2 separate regions of the Mus musculus genome follow, and region 2 is linked to region 1. A link is a loop called in an ENCODE intact Hi-C map of the cell type or tissue named here. Cell type or tissue: left cerebral cortex. All regions are shown on one strand. Links, peaks and the distances in the headings refer to the core of each region. The heading gives the core; the rest is flanking DNA.

The links. Peaks named below come from ENCODE experiments on the same cell type or tissue, not always from the same donor. Only the 100,000 strongest peaks of a DNase experiment are listed, where the experiment ranks them.
Region 2: it touches region 1 in a loop (2.6-fold over the local background); 15 of 42 quality-filtered maps call a loop at or near these places.

What each region holds. Positions count from the first base shown.
Region 1 is chr10:8,791,502-8,799,815 of GRCm38, reverse strand. The region is part of intron 4 of Sash1 (SAM and SH3 domain containing 1); the gene reads left to right. Among named protein-coding and RNA genes, the nearest start is that of Gm25410, 28 kb to the left of the region's middle. In left cerebral cortex, for the core only: CTCF peaks have their summits at 4,272 (motif pointing right) and 7,256 (motif pointing left); DNase peaks (open chromatin) are centred at 4,267 and 7,246.
Region 2 is chr10:8,969,065-8,977,378 of GRCm38, reverse strand. No RefSeq gene overlaps it. Among named protein-coding and RNA genes, the nearest start is that of Gm51794, 36 kb to the left of the region's middle. In left cerebral cortex, for the core only: a CTCF peak has its summit at 3,209; DNase peaks (open chromatin) are centred at 2,898, 3,222 and 4,405; H3K27ac peaks cover 343 bases.

The DNA.
Region 1 (8,314 bases), core at 177-8,176:
AAACTTCAGGAAGCAAAAAACCCACATAGACAAGGGAGTACTGTGTCAGTTGCGTGGCCTTGGGTAGGTCCCTTAACTAAGCACCCGGGCCTTGGTACCTTCACCTGCGTACTTCTCAGGGTCCCCATGGGCCTGAAAGATGATGAGTTATGCATGCCAACCGCCCAGACCAGTGCTTTGTGAAAGTTTGTCTTCTGTTGCTTTCTTTTCATTGTGTTTGGTTGTTTTGTGTTTAGACAGAGCCCTGTCTTACTGTGCTGTAGCTCAGGTTACGATTCATGACCTTCCTGCCTCAGCCTCCGAGTACTCGGATTACCTGGGATGGACTACCATGACTGACTCTCACTCTGTCTCTCTCTGTCTGTTTCTCTCTCTCTTACTTCACTAACCAACTGTGTTTGTTATGAATATACCCTCAGGTTAATATACCCTCAGCACTGACAAATAGCTGCACATTCTCCTATAGCCAGGACCCTGTAGGGCAGAATTCCAAGACTGGTTGAGCTGGAATTCCTTCCTCTCTGCTACACCATCAAGTGTGATTCCCTTCCTTATGGTAACTGATGACTACTTAGGTATGCATCCTGTGTTTCAGACACAGTAGAGAAGGAGAGCAAAGGAAGAGGGTGTATATATTGAGATAGTTCTTTTAATCACACAAATGCTAACTTTCTTAAAACTACCAGAAAATTCTAGCGTTTCTTTCCTTCGTGAGGGGATACTTGATCTCCCTTAGCTGCAAGGGAGTCCAAGAAAATGTTTCACAGAGTACGCTGCCCACCCAGCCCAAATCATGACTCTATCTAGCAGGAAGAAAGAAAATGAGAAAAGTTATTGAGTTAGAAGGCAAGTTAATTTATTACCTTAGAGCAAGTTAATGAAATCTACTTGATTAATTGTGGACTCATGGAAGCTGTGTACTGGACTGTGATGTAGTTCCCTCATCAAGTAACACAGAACTTCATTATCTCTACCAAGCAAACAACAAGCCATCATTGACATCATTTTTATATGAAAATAATCGGTCATGATTCCTTTCTATATGATCTTACTTAAAATATTATGGGCCATCCAGTGTGTCATAAAGATGTTCTGAAGATTGATTGCTTCATTTGGAGGAACTGGAAAGGCATTTATCATAGATACTGGGTTGCATTCTGTTACTATCAATGATTATTACCAGCAAAGCTAGCATCCATGTATCCCTTTTTATAGTCACTTCTTTCTTAGTTCTGAACCATTGAGTCACAAATGAAGAAAAATAGGAGAGCTGGAGATGTAGCTCATCACTTGGTAGAGTGCTTGCCTACAGAGCATGCATAAGGCCCTTGGTACCTCCTCGAGCAATGTATTAAGCCCTATGTGATGGTGCATGCCTGCTATTCTAGCATTCAGAAGGTGAAGACAGAGGGATTGGAAGTTCAAGATCACCCTTGGCTAAACAGTAAGTTTGAGGCAGCCTTGCCTACATTCGAATCTGTCCAAGACAGGGAAACAGAGATACAAAGAGGAAGGGGGAAGAGACAGAAGAAAATAAGGGAAAAATATGGCCCATATGGAAAAGTAAGCCTCAGTGAGAGGCCCCTGGGAATTGAGGGACAACATGCCGATAAGGATATAAACAAACCTGTCCTGGATTTGGTTTTTGCATGTCTCTAACCCTTAACCTGAAACCATGTCACAAGGTGATTTCCTCCATCCTTCTGCCCGTAAGTCCTGGCCTTCATAAGCCTGTAGCCCGGACACAGTCGGGCCTCAGACTTCCACTGTGGATAGATGGCATTTGGCTGCTCGCCAGATGTGAAAGTTTTGCATTTCTGCCAGTGACCTGCCTGAATCATTAACTTGCAGGACAAGTTACTAGCTGGTGCATGAAAAGATGGACATCCGTTGAGTGCATCTCTGTGAAGGGTTTTCAGTTGCAGAAGGCTTGGAACTCTGCTTTTTGGCTTGGAGAACTTGTCCACCCCAGAGGTGCCAGAGAACCCAAGCTGAGAAGGCAAAGAACATTTTAAGAAGGTTTGAGAGAAGCATGAGTCAAAGCCGAGGAAGAAGAGCTACTGCTCTTCATCGGGTTTTTATTAAGTTAGTGCTTAGCATGTGTAGGCATGCGCTACGCACCATGCAGGTCATCTCCTTGTTTTCTGAATCCAGTGTCCTTTTGAGACATCTCATGAAAGGAGTAGCCTTACTTAAAGTGGTTTTGAGGATAATTAGAACCAAGGAAATTATGGAAAAGAGATGAGGTAGAAAAAGTTACAATTGTAAAAGGTCATAGATTGAGATTTCAAATGTCTTCCATGTGCGTTCAGCAGTTTCTGGGCCTAAGAATTTATGCCATGTGGTAACAGGACCTTGTCCTTTCTTTTCTGAGCTGTGATAAAATGCCTTACCAAAAGCAGCTTAGGGGAGAAAGGCTGTTTGTTTGTTTCACTTGTAATTCCAGGTTGCTGTCAGTCATTGCAGAAAAGCTAGTGTAAACACTCAAAGCAGCTTATCTAGATCACATGCAAGAGTAGAGGGAGAATAAGTTTATGCATACTTGTATAGAGCTATGTTTCTTTACTCCTACAGTGTAAGGCTCCCTGCCTAGGGAATGGTGCCACTCGTAGTGGGCTGAATCTTCACGGATCAGTGTATGTGTAATCAAGACAATCTCCCACAAACATGCACACAGGTCAACCTGATCTCCGTAGTCCTTCATTAAGACTGTTTATCCTTGGGTGATCCTAGGTTGTGCCAAGTTGACAATTAAAATTAACCATCCCAGATCTGTAAATAGCAGAATTAAAGAGTGGGTTGGTTGTACTGTTGTGACAACAATTATATTTCATAAACTTGAAAAGCCTGCCATTACTTGTAGAAAGTTAATGTGACATAATTGATGGATTCAAATAATTTTCTAGGAAATGTATCCATATTGAAAAAACTTCTCAGCCTTAGTAAAAAGAAATTAATATATACTGTTCTTTACCAAGCTAAATACTGGACTGGGAGACAGTAGGATATAAAAACTTTTAAAAAGTCTTTAAATTTTAGACACAGACACACACACACACACACACACACACACACACACACACACACACTGATACCCTCAGAGGCCAGAAGAAGGCGTGGGGTTCCCCAGAGTCACAGGTGGTGGTTGTCAGCTGCTTGATGTAGATGTTAGGGCCCTGATGCTGGACCTGTGAAGAGCAGCAAGCACTCTTACCAGTGAGCCATTGCTTCCACACACCCGACAATAAGATATAAACAAATGGAAATAATATCACGCCACAAATAAACCGAAGAACATTTGACTTCGCACTCCATCACCGAGTGTATGTTATGTTGGGATTCTAATAAGTCGCTTCTAGAAATGAGAAAAAGAAATAACTATGTCAAAATACTGGAGAGGAGTTGACATGAAAACAAATTAGCACTGAGACAGTTCAGTGACCAGAAATGGCTTAGTCTAGCGGAGGCGGTGTATGCCAGAGTTGTGTGCTGGAGCCGCAAAGGTGAGCTTTGTAGAATACGCTGGAGGCTTCAGTTTGCCTATGGCTCTGATGGATATTTACATAGGTGTCATTTACAAGGATATTCCCAAGGGGCAGGCACCACAGAAGGTGTTTCCATTTATGCACTCAGATCATCTACCAACAGCCTAGTAAGGTAGGAGCCATTTTACTATAGCTACTTTACCCAGCGTCATCAAGGTGTGAATATGCCTCTCCCCAAATCTGCTTGACTTCACAGCATGTGACTCTTATCCTGGGATGGGCTTGTTGCCTTGGATTTCACACTACACGAGGCGCCTTGATCATTTATGGAGGTGACTTTTTACTTTGTTAAGCAGAAAGCCAGAAACTACAGGCCAAAGCTGAGAATGGTGGCTTGTACCTACAGTCCCAGAAATCTGGGACCTGAAGGTTGCTGTGGATTTGACACCAGCATGGTCCACAGTGTGAGATGCTCTCTCAGACAAAACAAAAAGCCAGCAAGCTGAACTAAAGACAAGAAGAAGAAAGTTCTAGCTGAGAAAGGACTCTGAAATGAAAAACAAACAAAACATGTCTGAATAAGAGAGTGTTTTGACTGGGTTGATAAAATATGACTGGTGTTGCTGTTTGCAGTAGATGTTTATGGAGTTCTAAGACTCCGGGGGAGAATTACTCTCCCTCACAGTTGGAGAATTGACTGCACTGAGATGTGTGTGAAATGCAGACTTTCCACTAGGAAGGCCCACGGTTGGCCTCAAGCAAGAGACTTACGCAGGACTGAGCACTAGGGGGCGCCAGCCTCTGTCTCTTCCCAACCTTGAAAGTGAGCGTTTCCTTACTGCCCAGGCTTTCTGTCTCTGACCTCACTTCAGTCTTGTCCCTGCAGCTGGGTGACCTCTTGAGTTTTTATGGCAGGTAGTAGATGGTATTAGCTGAATATTGTTCCGTGTTTATTTCTATTAAATAGAGAAGAATGTTCACGAGATAAAAAATGGATTTGCTATCTTATGGGTAATATTCATTAGGCCAGGGGCGATGGCTCAGTTTGTATATTGTTTGCCTACCGTGATTATGGGGTGGGTGGCGCCTTCCTATAGTCTCAGTGCTTGGGAGATGGAGGCAGAAAAAAGGAGAAATTCAAAGCCAGTCTTCAGCCACATATCAAGTTAGAAGCCAGCCATGGGACACGAAACTCTGTCTCAGAAAATTTGCATATAGAAGTGGACACAAAGTCCCACTGCTAGCCAAGAAGCTATCATAGTTGATAACCAAAAAAAAAAAAAAAAAAAATCAGTTACTTTTGCCCAGTGGACTATATCAACCACACTGCAGTGCAGGCCCCATCCCTGGAGGGTAAAGAATATGACAAAATCGTGTATAAGTTCTCCAAGAATAAATAAAAACATTAAAAATACCATACATATCTAGTATGTATATATTACCAAGCACAATATCAATTATACTTACGTAGCTCACAAAAAGGAAATTGCTTTCTTTAAGATCAGTCAGCTGTTTTTAAGACAAGAGTCTAGCTGTATAGCCCAGGCTAGCCTTGAACTCTTGCCTCTGCCTTTCTAATGCTCAAAGTGTAGCCCCAAACTATCACACACCTAGCAAGGCTCTTTCTCAGCCTTACCACCATGTAGCACAGCTATGTCCCTTCTCTGTTTCCCGAGGAGCAGGTGACTAGCTTTGGGGGCACTTGGGCAGCCTGTGGTGATGCTGGATAATAACAGGAACAGCAAGATCCCCGATTCAAAATTCAGCAGGGAGAAAACTCGCGCCGAAGTTTTATATCCTGAGATTTAAGATTATTGTGCCATAAAAAAAAATCTCTGTAAGTACAGGTTTCAAGTAATGTATAACATATGTTGCTTTTTACAAATTAGGTTATAACTGCATTTGTGTGTGTGCACAGGTATGTTTGTTTGTTTAGTTACAGTGAAGCGTCACTAAGCCTGGCATGGGGTAAGTTTAGGACTTTCTTTGAACGTCGACATTTATTGTGCTTTTGCTAAGTGCTGGTCTCCACATGTGAAAGTGAGATGGGTTGTTTTTGCCTGGGTGCACCTTAGGATACTTAAATGTAGCTACAAGAAGAAATGAGTCGGACACACTGTGGTCATTCTCTTTCCTTCCGTCAGCAGACCAGAAGGTGTCTCCGCAACATCCCCGCAGCCAGCTCCTCAAGTATCCCCGAAACACTTGGTTCTCACGTATCCATGTATGATTAGATTTGGGATCGGGAAACAGCATCTCGAGTTCTCGAGAGCAACTCGGTCCATTAGTCGTGACAGAGCAGGGCCAGTCTATTCTAGTGCGCCCTTGAAGTCCATCTCTTAGACGCAAGTGTGGTAGGCTAGTCCTTCCTGTGTGCACAGGCAAGAGACATGGAGGGATGAGAGATGCTGCAAGGCGCTGGGCTTGGCAATCGCGCAGGACATTTCTTGATTTTGAAGGTTGAATTCTACAGAGGCTCAGGGAATACATTCTGACGTGTGTCTATTCATCCTTCCAGTGGGTGATCTAATGAGGATGTCTTCACTAATGCAAGAAACTCCATAGAAAGTAGGGTAGCCTGTGTACAGCCTGGGCTGAGAGTGACGCAGCACTCTAACTATAAACACTGACAAGTTTTAACTCCAGCCTGTATGTATAGGAGTACACTGTAGCTGTCTTCAGACACACCAGATCCCATTACAGATGGTTGTGAACCACCCTGTGGTTGCTGGGAATTGAACTCAGGACCTCTGGAAGAACAGTTGGTGCTCTTAACCACTTAGCCATCTCTCCAGCCCCCAGTCTCTCTGTATTATACTCCACTGTCTCTATTGTTTTATAATATGACTAATATCTATTAAGCTTTTGTCTGCAGCTCTGGTCTCACATATGCTCCTGGCTCCTTCTCTCACCTCTCCCCCACTTGATGCCACTGGCCCAAGGTAGACTCTTACTTCGCTTCCGCCCTGTGTTCTTCCGCCTCGCTGGGGTGTGAATGTCACAGCCACTCCTGCTCTACTTGAAGAAGGCTACCTCTTCAGGGAGGTCTCCTACACCTGTCCATACTCCTCCCCCCCCCATCCCCACCCCCACACTACCCCCCACTGACCCTGCAGCCCTTCCTGCCTCCTCACCCCAGCCCCAAAGCTGCAAAGCTTCACCTGTCTCCTTTAGCCAATCTCCCTGTGGCCCAGCGAGTGCCTGACTCACTGGGGTCTGAATTCGAATGGAAGAAAGGAAGGATGGTTGGAAATGCCTGGACGAAGGAATGACATGGTCCACGTTCTGAGGATATGCGCCCTTGATTTCTTTCTTTTCTTAATCCAATAATTCCTTAAATTAGGAATTTTCTTAAATGAGTTTTGTCTTTAGAAAACAGCCAAAGTAGTTTAGGTATCTTAAGGAGAAATGTTCACATATTAGCAATGTAGGGGGGGTCTTAACCATAGTTTAGAAAACACGTTCACTCTGACTTCCTGCTGGAGAATTAAGACAGGCTTGTCCTGGATTTGAACCCGGGACCGCTTGACCTGTAAACAAGAAATCACATCCCCAGACTTATTGAGACTAGGTGCAATACCTTCAGCTATGCAGGTCCAAATGCTCTGTCCAAATGCATATGGTGTCACTTTTCTCTCTTGAGCGGTGGTGAGCTGAGGAGCCTCACACTAGCCAGTCCGTGTGTTGTAAACTTGTGAAAAATTAAAAACAAAATTCCACGCTCTAGATCACCGCTGAAAGAAGAATCTACAGTGCCATCTTCAGGCCATCTGGGGCAATGCAGGAAGTGTGGGTATGGACAAACCAGAGGATAAAATTACCCAACATGCATGATAATTTGAAGAGAGTGAATGAAAGTAACAAAGTCTGTACTTTGGGGTAGAGCCTATGAGTAGATTTTGTAATGTCTGGGTAGCAGTGAGAACGAGCCTGTCCTTAATGGCAAATTTGTAAGCATTTTTATTTATGGGAGTGGACATTAGCATTTGTCTGACAGTATGGAAAGATGGCTTTGGGATAGAAAGGAGCTTTCGAAAATAGCAAAGATAGGATTGAAATGATTAATCTTCATTCTACCCAGAGAGAGAAAGGCATACATTTCAAAGACAGCCAGGCCACAGCAGGCCACTTGGTGTAATCCCTAGGGACTGCCAAGTGGCCACCAAGCAACAAGCTGTCCATCTACCTTCCCTCGTGGGGACCATCACTTCCTATAAAATCGGAATATACATCGAGTGATAGTTAAAAGTCACTTAATCCATTAAGATCTACTATTCTCTGTCTTCAGAGGAGTTAAAGATTTCTGCAGACCATTTGCCTGAGAACATATTTCTTTCGGTGTAAGAAAAAATGGCTGGGGAGTTCTGACCTCATTGGTGCTGGTTTTAAGCAGCACTGCAGATATCTCACGTAGTTGGTTCTTAGCAATGGTCAGTATCGTTCAGATCCTAGGAATTCACGAACAGCCCAAAGATGATCACTCTTTGAAAGATTCCCTTCCTCCATGTCCTGCCACATAGCCAGCCGATGGCTCAGTCTTGACAGTCTCTGTTGGTCTCATAATTTACCTGTGGTCATGAGCCTGCAGTTGTCCCTGCTTTTTTGACTTCTGGTGTGTATTATTGTGTCACGTTGTGACAAGGACCAGAGAGGAAACAAGAGAGAAAGATTTGTTTGGGCTCCTGCTTTGGCTTGTTTGGGGACTGAGGTAAGATGGAGGCACGGAGAGCAGGAGGCATGCGGTGAGAACAGTGCTTACGTCACAATGTCTGGTAAATGTCGACTTACTGTGGAGTCCTTGATCACGGAGACTGTCACCTTGCCACTTT
Region 2 (8,314 bases), core at 148-8,147, 180 kb before region 1:
ACACTTATAACTTGATATTTCAATGCAATTTTCAGGTAATATTATCGTTTGTTCCGTCATACATCTCAATCACTCTATGTGGTTTTGATACATATTAACACACACTAAATTACTTGTTATCGTATACCAAATGCAGTCTGTGAGTTCTGCTTAGGGTGTGGAAATAACAACTAGGCCCTTAGCATGTAAATCCATGATTTATTAGGAATTTCAATCATCCATTTCTGTTCTTATCCTCTAAAACAAAATACACCATTTGCTGATCACAGGGCCAATTCACATTCTAAAAGATATGGGTTAGGGTAAACATTTTTAATCCAATGGGAGTGAAAGGGCTGAAAACTTGCTATGCAAAGACATATGGCTTGTTTCCGTTCTTCACGAAGCTCAGTCGTTAAGAATTACATCTGAAGAGGACAGACTCAGTACATTCATTTTAGAGCATGTTTTTATGAGTAAAGACAGCAGTGGTACTAGCTGGTATTCCTCATATGTAGCTAGTAGAAGGAACCTGTCATGCCTGCCCCTCTACTTCAGACTCTCTATAGCCTCCTTGTGGCTCCTAGAATGTCCCTGTCTTGTGACAAGTTGGTCATGTCTTCCCCTACACACAGCTCACAGCACAATTCCAGTGGATGCTGTTAGTAACCTACTATGAGAACGGTATGTGATAAAATGGGGTGCCAAGGTGACTGGAGCTCAGAGCTGTGCTTGACTCCATGCCTAGAATGTTCTACCCTAGGTGGCTTCTGCCTACTCTAATTTCTTCAGGTTTTGTTCGAATATTTCATGTTTCACTGAGCTTCACCTTATGGCCTCTTTTGGAGTTTTACTCATCATCTTCCCATCTCAAAACTCCACATTCCTTGTTTCTATCTGTTGTTACCCTACAGTACTTGTTGCCGATCAAAGATCATACGAAAGTTTCCAATGATTTGGGTCATTGTATCGTACCCACCCCATTCCTAATACAGGAAGAAGTCTGTAAGAGAAGGGATGTTTGGAAGTTTTGCTTGGTGTATTTTCAAAACAAGAAAAGTATCCCAGACATACAGTGGATCCTCAATAAATTATTTGTTTAACACATCCACTCCACCCCCTTATCACAACTCTACACATTTTCTTGTTGTAGTTTGTCTCTAAAATGTCTCCCAAGGAATCATGGTTGAAGGCATGGTCTCCCAACTGGTGATACTAGCAAGCGGTGTATTGATCATGAGAACACTAACCAACCAATAGATTTTCCCTGAGAACACCTTAGATGAACAAACTATTGGCAAGCAGGGTCTGATTAGCAGAAGCAGACCTTTGGATGGTATACCTGTCTGAAGTTCCACGTTTCTTTCTTGCTCCTTTCCTGCCTCTGTCTCTGTCTCTGTCTCTCATCCTCCTCCCTCTCTCCCTTCTTTCCTGTTTCCCTTACCCTGCCCCGTCATTCTGTCTCTCTGCTTCCTGGCTGCCATAAGGCGAACAACTTTAGTCCACATTCTCTTTTTGTGTAAAAGTAGGGGCTTTTCCATGCCCACCCTTGTTCTGAATAATGACACAGAAACATTTATATTTATTAAAATCTTCAGGCACTGCAGCTGGGTAAATATTCAGCTATTCTCACCCAACAATGCTGGTCTGGCCTACTTTCCACACACACGGCCCGTTGCCTGCCATCTTCGTCTCTTCCTGGGCATCCTTCTTCATCTATGTGCCAGTGGTGACTCTCCTGGTCCCCACCTGAGACCCTCTCTCTCTATGCATGGAAGTTCTGCCTTTTACTTCCTGCCCTTGGCTGTTAATTGACAGGTGATGCTGTCACACAGTGCAGGAGAGCTTATCCCTACATTCTTGCTGGGATGGATGCTCTGCCTCGCCAAATGCCCACCACAATGGAGCCAGCCCACCATGGACTGAAACCTCTGAGACCATAAGCCGAAACGACTATTTCCTCCAAGTCATGTATGTCAGAAACCTTGCCATGGCTGAAGAGAGCAACTACCATACCTCCATTGTGAACTCTGCCTACATACCAGAGTGGTAGCAAGAAGTCAATAAGTCTGATCAAAAATATTTTTACATTCACTCTGGGAAATATTGTCATTCTATAACCAAATCAGTAGGCAGATTACAGGAAGCCGGAGAGGATCGTGGTCAGGTGGAAGCAGAGACAAAAGCTACAAATCTGCAGTTGCCAAGTAGTTGACTGGCCTATGAGTTTGTCATGCCATGTGGCTGCTTCAACTAGGGACATAAGACTTACGCATGCATGTGTCTCAGTCTATTGTGAGCTGCTAAAAGGCAGAATCACAGATCTCATAACTTTTAAAGGATGTAAGCTGATTGGCTTATAGTTCTTGGGGCTGAGGAGTCTGCCATAAGGTTTGTGTCTAGAGAATCTGTTCTTTCCCTCCAACTTGGTGCTTTTCACATCCTCCAGCAGGAACAAAGCCTGGATCCTCACCCTTCAGAAGGCAGGAAGGACGGGAGAGAGGAACACATTGGACCGAACTCACCTTTCTTTAACAGTGTCATAACATTATATCAGCATGCTTTGATAATATCCACGAAAGCCCATTATCCATTGTTAAGGTTCCCACCTTTTAATAAAGTTCATTAATGTCAATTCTATTCCAACCTGAGTTGGAATGAGGACAATAATTTGTGCTTGTGGCAGCTCTTATCATCAGGACCTGATTAAGTGAGCTTTGCATCAAGCCTTGGACTTGCCAATCCTAAGCAAAAAGTGTAGGTTTCCTCTCTAGGGAGCCGTGAGAGTTAAAGAACTGGGTGTGTTGGCATTTCCTAAAGCAAATGGTAGCATCCCCAGTGTGGTCCTGCCAGGAGTATATTATCCCAAGACACTTTCACTGTAGCATAGCTTTCTAGGTCTTGCCAGAGGGAGTAGCAGTGAAAACTGGCTCTCTCACATGGATTCAGTCCAGTGTTCGTTCTGCCATGAGTTGGCAGCTTCTAGCTAGTGAGAAACAACCAGGTAGATAGTATTGAGGAACATTTCCTAAAGTTGTCCTCTGGCCTCCACATGAAATGAACACACACACACACACACACACACACACACACACACACACACACACACAGAGAGAGAGAGAGAAAGAGAGAGAGAGAGAGAGAGAGAGAGAGAGGTTTAAATGACATACCCCACACACACACACCAAAGTCTTGGGCATTTGAATACTCCGTCTCCAGTTGGTGGTGCTATTGGAGTAGGTTTAGGACCTATAGTCTTGTTGAAGGACATATGTCATTGTGGTTAGGCTTTGAGGTTTCAAGAGCCATGTGCTACTCCCACTAAGCTCTCTGCTTCTGATGCCTGCTGCTCAAGATGTGTGCTCTCAGCTTGCTCCTCCAGTTTCAATATTTGCCTGCCACACTTCCCACCTACCACAGTGATGGACAGTGATCTTTTGGAAACCCAAAGAAACCCTTCTTCTTGTGTAGCCTTAGACATGGTACATTACAGAAATAGAAAAGTGATGAATTCAACATGTATTCACAAACAGCCTCACACACACACACACACACACACACTCGTATACATACATACACAAGCACAGCCCATATACACACACACAAATGTTATTACTCTGAGTGCTTTTTTTATACTTCATCCTAATTGCAAAAACCAACCTTCATTAATACTTCTGCCCAGACAAGATACCTAGGGAGCATCTTGATATCCAGCACATACTTCCATGCCTTGAGTCTCACACGAGTGCTCATACACACCCCAGATAGGAGGCAACAGGTGTCGGCTCCTAACCAGTGCTCATGCACTGGCCCTCAGACTGCCTCTGCATGACCTAGTTTCTCAAGCAGTTGAGAATTTCAGAGTTGAACCAGAGAAATATCCTTCAAAGGTTCTAACAGAATTTCTGTGACTCAAAGCCAAGGTACCTTTATTGTGTGCATTTTTCAGTCTCTGAGGATGAACCAGGGTTTCACTGAAGGGGGGGAGCACTCCGACACACATAGCCAGAGCTGGCCGTGCTCCCCACACAGTATAACATAAGTTGACATTTGGCCCAAGATTGCACTGCAGCTTTGGTTATCTGGGTTATGTGAAGGGTAACGTCAACTCCTCCTTGTTTTCGTGGAATAATTGCTAATGAATATAATCATGTTCCAATGTCATCTGTTTCATTTGCAAGTTGGCAGGGACAGAAAAAAGGCAGCTTTCTTTAGAAACGATTAAAACATGGTATTGGGATGAGATCACCAGCTTACAATTAAGTCATTATTTTCCCCTTACATTAATAAATTTCAGTGATGGAACCCAGGATCTTGTAGCTGGCTCCCCAGCCAAAGAAGATCAAGTGTTCAGCATGTGGGCTGCCTTCCCTGAGTTTTCGGCATACTTTCCCACACCCGGGCTGTGGTGCCTGACAGGCTCCGTGCACTACATGCACTGTGTGGGGCCTCTGTGGACCAAGGCAGCTTGCAGCACTGGCCAACTCAGAACTGAAGGCTTTGCAACCCAGAAGAGGGGAAAGAGATTTTTTATTATTATTTAAACTCCCTAGTTGCCTTTATTGTCACCTGATCTGCTCTGAGCTAGTAAGTGAAAGAGACATTCTTTAAAGAGGAAGAAAAGCTAATAATTTTGTGCTGGAGGAGGTATCCTCCAGCTGAGGTCAGAAAAAGTTATCTGTTGCAAACTCCTAAGGCAGATTTCGTCTCCCACGTGACTCATTTTGTCTTCCTCGTCACTGTCTCTTTAGTTAGGTTTTTTTTATCTCTTTTTCTCTCTTACAAATGAAACATTTCAAAGCATCCAGAGACCTATTTGTGGTAAGCTCAAAAAAAAAAAAAAAAAAAAAAAAAAAAAAAAGAAAGTCTGTAAAATATTTAAAGCCTATCTCAGGGAAAGAAATATCCCCTGGAATTAGAGCCGTCAGATTCTGGGTTCTTTGAAATTCTATCGCTCTATTAAAGATTATTGCTATCTCTCTCTCTGGCCTTAAGACAGAAAAATAATCGGAAGAGCCCAGAAATGAGAACTGAGGCCTGTCATCCCACCCATCCCTTTAGCCATTTGTCAGACACTGAACAAATCATTTAACCTAGATGAAGAGCTGGATCATGTCCACAGGGAACCCTCTCACAGTCTGAGCACTTCCAAGCAAGCAGACATGGACAAGTACTGTGAGCACCAATTTATGAGGGTGGACTTCTAGAACTTTCCTAAACATACATGCTTTGAGATGAAAACATGCAGACAAATGGCATCTCCCCCTACTTCTAAAACTTGAAATTTATAGTCCCTTTGAGTTATGTCTGAGGAAGCTATGAGACTATGCCCATTGTAAAGTCTCAGGGTGCATATCTATATTCTGCATAAATATTTAAACAGAAAGTTTAGAATGCCTCTCAGTCACCATAGAGGCAATAAGCTATAGCACTGTACAGCTTCATAAAGGAGGCAAGCCTTGTGGTTCAGAGAGTGGAGTTCTGGGAGCCACAGAGCTGGGATTTACGTCTCTGGCCTTGAGATATTGATTTGGCCTCCCCGTGCTTCAGTTTCATCTGTACACAGGCTAAGTCCAGTACCTACCATTTACAACTGTTGTAAGGACTTCAGTAAATCAGTGGTTCTCAGGATGTGAATCATGACCCCTCTAACAAACTTCTATCTCCAAAAATATTTACATTTTGATTCACTACAGTAGCAAAATTGCAGTTACGAAGTAGCAAAAAAATGATTGGGGGGGGGTGGACACCACCACACAAGGAACTGTATTAAATAGTTGCAACATTAGGGAGGTTGAGAACCAGTGCACTAGATAATAATCGATTGGAAACAACTCTCTCTCCATTATCAGCACATAAGTAGTCAAATATGTATTTAGGTATGACTTTCATGAGCTGAGAATTTGGTTGAAGATGAAGAACATTAGTTCCTTCTGTATGGACTGGCTACTTCATTAAACCTTCTAATAATTTTCTTTCTCTTTCTTCTTTATAGATTGGGAACTATGTTTTATGTATACATTTTTATGTGCAGGTGTGTGTGTGTGTGTGTGTGTACATGCTTGTGTGCGTTTGTGTGTAAGTGCATGTGCACATATGCATGTGCATGTATGTGTGTGCATTTTTGTGTACATGTGTGTGCATTTGTGCATGTGTGTGTGCGTGTGTGTGTGTGTGTGTGTGTGTATGTGTGTGTACAAGTATGTGTCTGTGGTCTAGAAATCAATCTCAAATAGTGTTCCTCATTATACTACCCACCAAGCTGAGTTACAATTTGTTACTCAGCTTGGAGCTTGCAGATACCACTAAGCTGACTAGCCAGCAGCTAAGCCTGAGGGATTCCCCCGTGTTACCTCTCCAACACTTAGATTACAAATGTGCACGCTCAGCTGTTTTTTGTTGTTGGTGTTGTTTTGTTTTGCATGGATTCTGGGGGTGAAGCTCAAATCTTCATGTTTGAGAGACAAGCACGTTATCAATTGAGCTATCTCCTCAGAACCAAGTTTGGTTTATGTCCCAAAGCCTTCTCCTTATAGAAAACACACTCATTTCATTTCACTCTCAGCATTTGGGTTTTATTAACTGTCAGTCTTCTTCAGTTGTGTTCCATGTTTGCACTCGGACGAGCTTACATCCTGATGGTTTTATTAGCCTTCTCTGTTTTACCTAAATCTAGTCTTCGGCTCAGTTTTAAGAGACCATTTTTCTTTTGTCAGTAACTGGCTGAAATCAAGTCCTTATGATTCAGAGGGGGCAGAAAGGGTGGGAAAATATGTGAATGACTTCTCCAGTGTGGTGGGAACCTGGAGGGAGCACTCTTTGGGGAAGCCAAAAAGGCAGAGTTCCGTTTTACTTTTTTCTTGGCAACATAGTCTCTGAGAGTCTGATTGTCTTTGGACTCCCTGTTTTGGGAGCACAGAATTGGCCTGGGAACATGTTCATGCCCAAGCCATTTCAAAGGCTCTCTTCAAACAACAAGGACTCTGATTTCTAGTTCTCAGTCTTTCTCGGGGTAAAATAAAATGTGAAGGTGCATCTGTCCCAAGTCCCTGTCATTTGTCCCTCATGCCCCATTATTTGTTATGATTTTCACAGAGACTGTTCTTATCATTGGCAGCATGATTTACAGGTTCAAGGATCGCCTCAAAAGCTGATTAATATTCCCTCTAGATTATCAGTTTACCACTGAAATATATATATACTGCATTTTACTCTGATCTAGATTGATTAATCTATCTATCTATCTATCTATCTATCTATCTATCTATGTATCATCTGTCTATCTATCTATCGATCTGTCTATCTATCTATCAATCATCTATCATCTATCTGTCTGTCCATCCTATCTATATTTTGGTAGAAATTTCCAGGGATGCTTTAATATGCTATTAGATCATCTACAGCTTTACACTGTTTTTAGTATTGTCTTTTTCCTCCCACTGACCAGCTCAAAACAAAAAAAAGGAAAAATAATGGCAATGAGCTGGTGCTATATGCTGTAAAACCTCTAAGTGCTCTGGTCTGTTGGCACCCAGTATGCAGTGGTGTTATTTTTAGCCTTACTAATGGTATGACCCCCATATGTTGGCCACCCTGTTGAAACAGGATGTTGCAGTTGGCAGATCTTATGGGAGAGTTGAAATTGGATGTGATTGAGAGGATTGGAATCCTGCTGGAAAGCTGGCTCTGAACTTCAGCTCTGTAGTCATGATAGCCATTGTTGAGATTTGTCACCAACTAGTCCCTGTGAAGCATGTAGAGGTGACTAGCAGTCTTAGTTTAAGAAACAAGAGAGGAAGCCAGACCATCAGAGTTAAATCAAATACACTTTTCCAAAGTGGGCTGTGCAGGGAGACTCGCCTCAAGGCCACATGAGAGACCCATAGACTCATTACTTATTTAAGACCCGAAGCCTCTTCTGTGACAACCACAGCAGTCTCAGAGGCCCCAGCCTCCCCCTAGCCATCTCCTCATTTGCTAACCCAAGACTATTCTCAGAATTCCCGAAAGTTCTCTGAGACAAGGCTGGAACACTTACAGATAGGCCAGGTAAAGGACAGAGGATGGCATAGGCTATGGATGCCACCCTCCACTCAGAGCTCATCTCCTCCCCTCTTCCTAGCTCTGATCCAGCATTCCGACTGCCTGCAAGCCAAACATCACCACCCACTGCTTTCTGGTTCTCGTCCACAAAAAGCCTGTTGACACTAGAGAATAACTTTCTACCATGCAGGGAAGCTGTCTTTACTCATAGGGCATGGCTTTTCCCATGACCTCTCACGATAACCCTATCAGAACACTGTGTTGCTAAATGGATGGGTAAACGCAGTGTCAG